Linked DNA regions of Homo sapiens: region 1 is linked to region 2. Evidence: read pairs that join two places in POLR2A ChIA-PET (ENCODE). Cell type or tissue: Caco-2. All regions are shown on one strand. Each heading gives the region's core, and the rest is flanking DNA. Links, peaks and the distances in the headings are about the cores only.

Region 1 (4,376 bases), core at 151-4,150, 100 kb before region 2:
CAGAGACCCAGGGAGGGGAAAGAGACCCAGGGAGGGGACAGACAACCAGAGAGAGGGGGACAGAGACCCAGAGGGTAACAGAGACCCAGAGAGAGGGGGACAGAGACCCAGAGAGAGGGGGACAGAGACCCAGAGACAGAGGGACAGAGATCCAGAGACAGAGGGACAGAGACCCAGAGAGAGAGGGACAGAGATCCAGGCGTGGTGGCTCACGCCTGTAATCCCAGCACTTTGGGAGGCTGAGGCCGGTGGATCACCTGAGGTCAGGAGTTCAAGACCAGCCTGGCTAACATGGTGAAACCCCGTTTCTACTAAAAATACAAAAAATTAGCCTAGCGTGGTGGCACCTGCCTGTAATCCCAGCTACCTGGGAGGCTGAGGCAGGAGAACCGCTTGAACCCGGGAGGCGGAGGTTGCAGTGAGCCAAGATCGTGCCATCGCACTCCAGCCTGGGCAACAAAAGCAAAAATCTGCCAAAAAAAAAGAAAGAGAGAGAGGGACAGAGACCCAGAGAGAGAGGGACAGAGACCCAGAGAGAGGGGGACAGAGACCTAGAGAGAGAGGGAAACATAGACCCAAAAAGTGGGGCAGAGATCCAGGGAGAAGAGGGGACAGCAGACGGTAGAGATTCAGAGGAGGTAACTGGGCTGGGGAGCTGGGTATTGAGACCCAAAGAAGCAGGGGTGGGGGGAAGATGCCCATAGAGAGAGGCTGACGGGACCTGGAGGCAGAGGGGACACAGCAGCAGATGGGAACGGCTGGTGAGGGTAGTGGTGTCCCTGTTTGCGCTGTGAGCTCTGGAATCAGACAGGTAAGAAGCAGGGACCTCTTAGGGTGAAGTGGGTTCAAATCACAGCTCTGCCATCCCCTGCCTGTGTCCCCCTGCAAGTAGCAGATGCTGGCAGAAAGGGTGGGGACAGCCCCTCTTCACTCTTGAGGGGTATGGAGGGCAAACGGGATGTGGGTGATGTGGGAAACGAGGGGGGATGCTGGGACCATCCTGGGTGGGGTGCGGCAGGCCAGGAGCCCCGGGTGGGCTAGCCCTCACCAGTAGTCCGCGTAAGGCAGCTTGAGCCTCGGCCGGGCCAGCTTCACATGCTGCTGGCGGACCACGAAGGCGAGGACCTCCTCGTCTGACAGGTGGCGGTAGGGCTGGGCCCCAAACTCAAACAGCTCCCACAGGGTCACCCCCAGGGACCTGCAGAGAGCAGAGAGAGGTCAGAGCCCAGCCCTGACCCACCCGGGCCTCATTTTCCCCATCTGTAGAACCGGTGGCATCTAGTAACCCTTCCACCTTCCTGGCCTGCCTCGGCCCCCGCGGCCCGTGGTCCTCACCAGATGTTGCTCTCGCGGCTCTGGTCCACCACCATGAAGGTCCCGTGGAGCTCCCCGAGGAGCTCGGGCGCCGCCCAGCGCAGTGGGATCCACAGGCGCTCTGGGGTCAGGTAGTAGTCCTCCTGAGGGAACCAGGGCGGTGTCAGGCGGGTCAGGGCACCCCACAGCCCCCATCCCGACGGAAGGAAGCCCTACCTTGTAGTTGCTGTGGGCCAGCCCGTAGTCTCCGATGCGCACGGTCAGGTCAGAGGTCAGCAGGCAGTTGCGCAGGGCCAGGTCGCTGCGGGAAGAACGCGAGGAGGTGAGCGCAGGGGCAGCCCTCCAGCCACGCCCTGACCCCGCCCTTTCACACTGACTCCACCCCTCCCATGACCCTGCCCCGCCACACTGACTCTGCCCCTTCCCTCTGATCTGTCTCTCCCCTCTGACTGCTTTCACTCTCCCCTGCTGTCTTGTCTTCTCCCCACCCCTGGTTCCTCCAAGTCTCCTCTCCTTTTCCTCTGCACTGGCTCCTCCTCTTATTCATCTGACCCTTCTGGCTTCTCCTGCTTCTCTGTTGACTCCTCCCCCTCCTCTCCCAGCCACCTCTCCTCATCACGTGACCCTGCTTCCCCCTCACCTGGCTCCTTCCGTTCCTCTCCTGGACCCTCCTCCTCTCCTGACTCCTCCCCCTCCCCTGCCCCCCTCCCCTGGCTCCTCTTCCCTCTCCTGGCTCCTCCTTCTCTCCTGGACCCTCCCCTATCCTGGCTCCTCCTCCTTCTCTCCTGGCCCCTCCCCTCCCCTGGCTCCTCCTCCCCCTCTCCTGGCTCCTCCTCCCCCTCTCCTGGCTCCTCCCCTTATCCTGGTTCTTCCTCCTCCTCCCCTGACCCCTCCCCCTCCCCTGGTTCCTCCTCCTCCTCTCCTGACCCCTTTTCCTCTCCTGGCCCTTCCCCTCATCACCTGACCCCGCCTCCCTCTCACTTGGTTCCTCTCATTCCCCTCCTGGTCCCGCCTCCTCTCCTGGCCCCTTCTCCTCCATACCCTCCTCGGTTCGTCCCTATTTTGTGTCAGCCAGTCATGGGTCCGCCCCCCCTCTAGCCCCTCCCCTGAGGCCTCACCTCCTTCCCCCTTCCCCTTAGTAGCTCCTCCCGCGGCTCCCCGGCCCGCCCACCTGTGCACGTAGTTGTGGGAATGCAGGTGCGCCAGCCCGCGGGCGATCTCCAGGCCCATCCTCTGCAGCGTCCGCAGGTCTCGAGGGGGTAGCTCAGGGGACAGGCCCTCGGGGGGCCGCTGGGCTCGGAGGTAACGCTTCAGGTCCCCCTGGGAGGGAGGCAAAGAAGGTCAGCACCACCAGCCGCTCAGGTCTCCAGCTAGTCGGCCCGGAGGCTGGAATGGCTTCTGCTGTCACTGGGTAGCCCCTCTGAGCCTTAGTTTCCTCTGCTGCTTGCAGCAGGTAATAACACAGCCCATCTTGCCTGCTTGTTCAGGCCAGCCCCCAGGACAGGCAGCACTCATGAAATGTTAGCGCATGCCACACATCATCTACGATGATGATGATGATGACGACGAAGCCCAGGGGCACCAGGCTTGGCCCCGGCCTTGTCCAGCTGCCCCCTCTGCCCTTCCCCAACCCCCCAAGACCCTCACCAGTTGACAGAACTCCATAATCAGCAGAAACGGCAGCGTCTCCACGCACAGACCCAGGCACTGGAGGACATTGGGGTGCTGCAGGCTCCTGTGGAGTGAGGAGGTGGCTGAGTTGGGAAGGCAGCCCCTTCCTCTTCATCCTGCCCCAACCCCCAGCAGAACCAAACTGCTGCCTCCACCCTTTTTTGTTGTTTTTGTTTGTTTGTTTGTTTTGAGACGGAGTCTCGCTCTGTCGCCCAGGCGGGAGTCCTGCCTCAGCCTCCTGAGTAGCCAGGATTACAGGCATGCGCCACCACGCCTGGCTAATTTTTGTATTTTTAGTAAAGATGGGGTTTCACCATGTTGGCCAGGCTGGTCTCGAACTCCTGACCTCAAGTGATCCACCCTCCTCAGGCTCCCAAAGTGCTGGGATTACAGGCGTGAACCACCGCACCCGGCCCACTCTACCTTTTTGATCTCAGTTTCCTCACCTCGGAGTCTCTCTCCTCGACCACACCCCACTCCTTCCCCAGGTCCCCATCTCTGGATGGCCCTCACTGGCCTGCTCCTGGGGGAGCAGGTCCCCAGGGACCCCTTTACCTCTCCTTCCTCCTTACACCTCACCTCCACCTTCATTCCTGCCCCAGACTCTTCTCAGTCTTCTCCTCCTCGTCCCCACAGCCTCCTCCCAGCCTCCCTGGCTCTAGTCTCTCCCCTTCCCTTTGCCTCACCTGCTTTTCACCACACACAGCCCTCTGTCGATCCCCAGCACCCCAGGATAGAGCGCCGGCTCTTTGATTCCTCCTGCTCCTCCGGCTGGCCCAAGAGTCAGCTTTATCCCATGTGGGTTTTCCCAAACCTGCAGGCCCTTGCTTAGGCCCGGGCCTTTGCACCTACAGTTTTCTCTCTCTCTCTCTCTCTCTTTTTTTTCCTTCCTTGCTTCCTCCCTCCCTTCCTTCCTTCCTTCCTCCCTCCCTCCCTCCCTTCCTTCCTCTTTGAGAGGGAGTTTCATTCTTATCACTCAGGCTGGAGTGCAATGGAGTGATCTCAGCTCACTGCAACCTCCACCTCCCGGGTTCAAGCGATTCTCCTGCCTCAGCCTCCCGAGTAGCTGGGATTACAGATGCCCGACACCAAGCCTGGCTAATTTTTGTATTTTTAGTAGAGACAGGGTTTCACCATGTTGGCCAGGCTGGTCTCAAACTCCAGACCTCCGGTGATACGCCCGCCTCAGCCTCCCAAAGTGCTGGGATTACAGGCGTGAACCACCGCACCCTGCCTGCACCTACGGTTCTCTCTCTGCAGAACGCCCTCCTCTCATCAGAGTTCTCTTGGCCCCTCCGGGCCTCTGCCTCAACATCATCTCCCCGGGAAGCTTTGCTGCCCCCCCAATGCCAGGTTGGATACCCTCCCCTTTACCCTCACGCTGTGGGAAA
Region 2 (4,376 bases), core at 165-4,164:
TTGCCTGGGACGGAGGGAGATGATTCCTGATTCCCAAGGCATTGCAGAGCAAGACCCTATCTCAAAAAAAAAAAAAAAAAAATATATATATATATATATATATATATATATATATATATATATATATATAGCTTTCTTTGGCCTGGGATGAGGATGTCACAAAATAAATAAATTCCACTTCAGGAATGTATTTATTTATTGTTTATTATTATTATTATTATTATTATTATTATTATTATTATTATTTTGAGACAGCCTTGCTCTGTCACCCAGGCTAGAGTGCAGTGGAACGATCTCAGCTCACTGCAACCGCCGCCTCCCTGGCTCAAACGATTCTCCTGCCTAAGCCTCCGGAGTAGCTGGGACTACAGGTGTGCACCAACACACCCAGCGAATTTTTTTGTATTTTTAGTAGAGATAGGGTTTCACTATGCTGGCCAGGCTGGTCTCGATCTCCCTGTTTCAGGAATGTATTGTTGTTGTCATTACTACTCTATTTCATTTAGCCAAGTGGATTCCTCCCCCAACCAAACTCGGAATGAGTGCCCTTGCTCTGCTCCTTCCTAGATGAGGATACCGAGGTTCAGAGAATTCAAGTCCTCGGCTTCCCCCCACCTAGTCTGTCATGCCAGGATTTGCACCCAGGGCTCTCCTGTCTCTGCCCCATGCCACCCAGCGCCCACCTGCCCAAAATGCAGCAGGCGTGCAGGAAATGAACAAACGATGCCATTATGAATTTAGGGGTGCAGGCCCTCAGGAAACGCCTGCTCTGGCTGGGAGCAGGGCCCCTGGAGCCTGGCTTGCACCACCCTGGGCAAACGCCTTCCCCTTCCTGGGCTCCATCTTCTGGCACCAGCCACAAGGTCTCACCTCGTTGTCCCCATCACTGGAGCCAGACAGCTGGGACAGGCGGCTTAGGTCCCACATGGAGCGGCTGGGCCGGGCCGGGGGGCCGCTGGGGGTCCGGGCGCGCTGCACACTCCTTAGAATGTCACTGAGTGCCGGCCCCGGGGTAGCAGGGGAGACGCGGCAGGCGGCCAGGCGGTGGGCCAGCGGGCCGTCAGGCGGCGGAGGCGACGCGGGGGCCACGGAGCGGCGGCGGGACACGCGGTGCGGGCTGCGGCCCCGCTGCAGGCCACCTATGACCGAGGGTTTCTGGGGGGGCGCAGGTGGGAGCGGGCAGGAGGCCGCGTACAGCGTCCGGAACTCAAGGCTGAAGGCGTCAACAATTTCACCAGTCAGCAGGGTCACCAGGCCTCGGTGCAGGCGTGCGTCACTCCACGTGAAGCTGGGGGTCGGGGAGTAGGGGGTCAGAGTCTCCAACCCTGAGGGCCCAGCCCGGCCCCCATCCTCAGCCAGGTCCCAGGGGAGACCGTAGGACCTCAGGCGAGTCCTGACCTCTCCAGCCTCAGCTTCCCTGTCTGTAGAATGGGCACAACTGAAGTACCTACTCGGGAGGGGTGGAGTGAAGACAGCCCAAGTTAAGACACTTATATAATCAGGGCCAGGTGTGGTGACTCACACTTTGGGAGGCTGAGGCAGGAGGGTTGCTTGAGCCCAGGAGTTTCAGACCAGCCTGGGCAACATGGTGAGACCCTATCTCTACAAAAAATCAAAAAAACTAGCCAGGTGTGGTGGCGCACACCTGTACTCCCAGCCACTTGGGAGACTGAGGCGGGAGGATCCCTTGACCCTGGGATTTTTTTTTTTTTTTTTTTTTTTGTGAGACGGAGTTTCGCTCTTTTTGCCCAGGCTGGAGTGTAGTGGCATGATCTCGGCTCACTGCAACCTCTGCCTCCTGGCTTCAAGCAATTCTCCTGCCTCAGCCTCCTGAGTAGTTGGGATTACAGGCACCTGCCGCCATGCCCGGCTAATTTTTTGTATTTTTAGTAGAGATGGGGTTTCACCACATTGGCCAGGCTGGTCTCGAACCCCTGACCTCAGGTGATCCACCCGCCTCGGCCTCCCAAAGTGCTGGGATTACAGGTGTGAGCCACCCGTGCCCGGCTGAGCCTGGGAAATTGAGGCTGCAGTGAGCCGTGATAATACCACTGCATTCCAGCCTGGGCAGCAAAGCAAGACCCTGTCCCCCTCGCCCCCCTCCCAAAAAAAAAAAAGCCAGATGCGGTGGCTCACTCCTGTAATCCCAGCACTTTGGGAGGCTGAGGCGGGCAGATCATGAGGTCAGGAGTTTGAGATCAGCCTGACCAACATGGTGAAACCCCATCTCTACTAAAAATACAGAAATTAGCTGGGTATGGTGGCACATGCCTGTAATTCCAGCTACTCAGGAGGCTGAGGCAGGAGAATTGCTTGAACCCGGGAGGTGGAGGTTGCAGTGAGCTGAAATCACACCACTGCACTCCAACCTGGGCGACAGAGCGAGACTCTGACTCAAAAAAAAAAAAAAAAAAAAAAAACTTATCTGGAATCAGACTGGAGTTTAAACCCAGGCTCTGCCTGGTCCCCACTTAGGAACACCTCAATGCCTCAGTTTTCCCCTTTGGAAAGAGACGGAATTCACTTCCGGACACTAACAGGGATTGTTTTAAGACCCAGCTGCTTCCTAGAATGACTGCCATTTAGTCAGTCCTGGCTGTGCACCAAGCTCTCCACGTTGCTGCTCCCTGCAGTGCTCATCTGCAATCTGGAGCAAAAACCTAGGAAGGCCGTGTGCAGTGGCTCATGCCTGTAATCCCAGCACTTTGGGAGGCCGAGGCAGGAGGATCACTTGAGGCTAGGAGTTTGAGACCAGCCTGGGCAACATAGCAAGACCCCATCTCTATAAAAAATTTTACAAAATTAGCCGGGCATGGTGGTGCACGCCTATAGTCCCAGCTACTCTGGAGGCTCAGGGAGGAGAATCACTTGAGCCTGGGAAGTTGAGGCTGCAGTGAGCCAAGATCGCGCCACTGCACTCCAGTCTAGGCAACAGAGCAAGATCCTATTTTTTTTTTTTTTTGAGATGGAGTCTTGCTCTATTGCCTAGGCTCAAGTGCAGTGGCACAATATTGGCTCACTGCAACCTCCACCTCCCAGGTTCAAGCCTCCCAAGTAGCTGGGATTACAGGTGCACACCACCATGCCCAGCAAATTTTTGTATTTTTAGTAGAGATGGGGTTTTACCACGTTGGCCATGCTGGTCTTGAACTCCTGAGCTCAGGTGATCCACCCGCCTCGGCCTCCCAAAGTGCTGGGATTACAGGCGTGAGCCACTGCGCCCGGCCAATTTTTTAAAATAAAAAATAAAATTAAGAAATAAATACAACATAGGAATATTCAAATGACTGAATTTGAATCAAGCCCCCTGCACGTAGCTGGCCCTGAGAGCCTGTGAGCTGTGGGGGCCGGTGCCCTAACACTTCCTGTCATCACAGTAGTTGTTATTGAAAGCACCAAGTGCCAGGCGTGGTGTGGTGGCTCACGTCTGTAATCCCAGCACTTTGGGAGGTCGAGGCGGGCAGATCACTTGAGCTCAAGAGTTCGCAACCAGCCTGGCCTACATGGTGAAACCCTGTCTCTACTAAAAATACAAAAATTAGCCAGATGTGGTTGCATGCGCCTGCAGTCCCAGCCACTCGGGAGGCTGAGTTACGAGAATCGCTTGAAGCTGGGAAGCAGAAGCTGCAGTGAGCTGAGATCACGCCACTGCACTCCAGCCTGGGTGACAGAGTGAGAGACTCCGTCTCAAAAAAATAAAAGCAAGCAAGCACTGAGCATGAATCCTGGCACACAGCAAGTGCTCAGTTAATACACCCTCTTCTTTCCCAGCCTCTTTGGAATTCAATGAACCTGGCTCTCATCCTGGCTCGGGGACCCTGGATACATCACTTTCCCCAGCCTTAGTTTACCCATCTGGAATATGGGGTCACTATGGGAGGTGTGAGGCTGAAGTCAAGCCCTTGGCGGGTGTACAGCACAGAGAATGCGGACAAGCTTGTGGCCAGCGTCCTCTGGGTTCAGGGCGTCTTCACCTTGGCAGGGATGGCAGAGCCCTCTTGCGCCCCGGCAGGTCGGCGGGGCAGGCCACCCCTTGGATTGTGACACCCACTCCTCTCACCTATGACCTCATCCCCAGAGCGGCCAGTGGGAACCCTGAGGGATCTGTGAGATCACTCATTCCATTCACAGACTCTTGTTGGGCAGCAGCCACCCGCTCACCTCCATCCCCAGGACTTAGAGGGACGCAGGGCGTTGGGAACAGAGGACACTCCAGGCGCTGACCCTGGGAGGCCAGGACCAGGGCCAAAGTCCCGTGGGCAAGAGGAGTCCTCAGAGGTCCTTCATTCAGCGGTTCCGGGAGGTCTGGGAAGCCCACGGCCTGGCTGGGGCAGGGTCAACGCCGCCAGGCCGCCATGGTCCTGTGCTGGCTGCTG

What was found. ChIA-PET counts read pairs that join two places held together with the same protein. Peaks named below come from ENCODE experiments on the same cell type or tissue, not always from the same donor. Only the 100,000 strongest peaks of a DNase experiment are listed, where the experiment ranks them.
Region 1: POLR2A ChIA-PET joins it to region 2 with 5 read pairs; 27 of 35 experiments call an interaction of 5 or more read pairs at or near these places.

The regions. Positions count from the first base shown.
Region 1 is chr19:48,499,948-48,504,323 of GRCh38, forward strand. It overlaps LMTK3 (lemur tyrosine kinase 3), which reads right to left. Exons shown (of 15, transcript NM_001388485.1): 6 at 2,962-3,049; 7 at 2,486-2,634; 8 at 1,531-1,615; 9 at 1,336-1,457; 10 at 1,049-1,198. Among named protein-coding and RNA genes, the nearest start is that of LMTK3, 9.7 kb to the right of the region's middle. RefSeq lists silencers at 1,620-1,729, 1,960-2,489. In Caco-2, for the core only: no CTCF peak of the experiment used is centred there; DNase peaks (open chromatin) are centred at 1,974 and 2,334; H3K4me3 peaks cover 1,965 bases.
Region 2 is chr19:48,602,624-48,606,999 of GRCh38, forward strand. FAM83E (family with sequence similarity 83 member E) reads right to left here. Exons shown (of 7, transcript NM_017708.4): 6 at 871-1,288. It overlaps SPACA4 (sperm acrosome associated 4), which reads left to right and starts at 4,119. Exons shown (of 1, transcript NM_133498.3): 1 at 4,119-4,376. The coding sequence starts at 4,356. In Caco-2, for the core only: no CTCF peak of the experiment used is centred there; no DNase peak of the experiment used is centred there.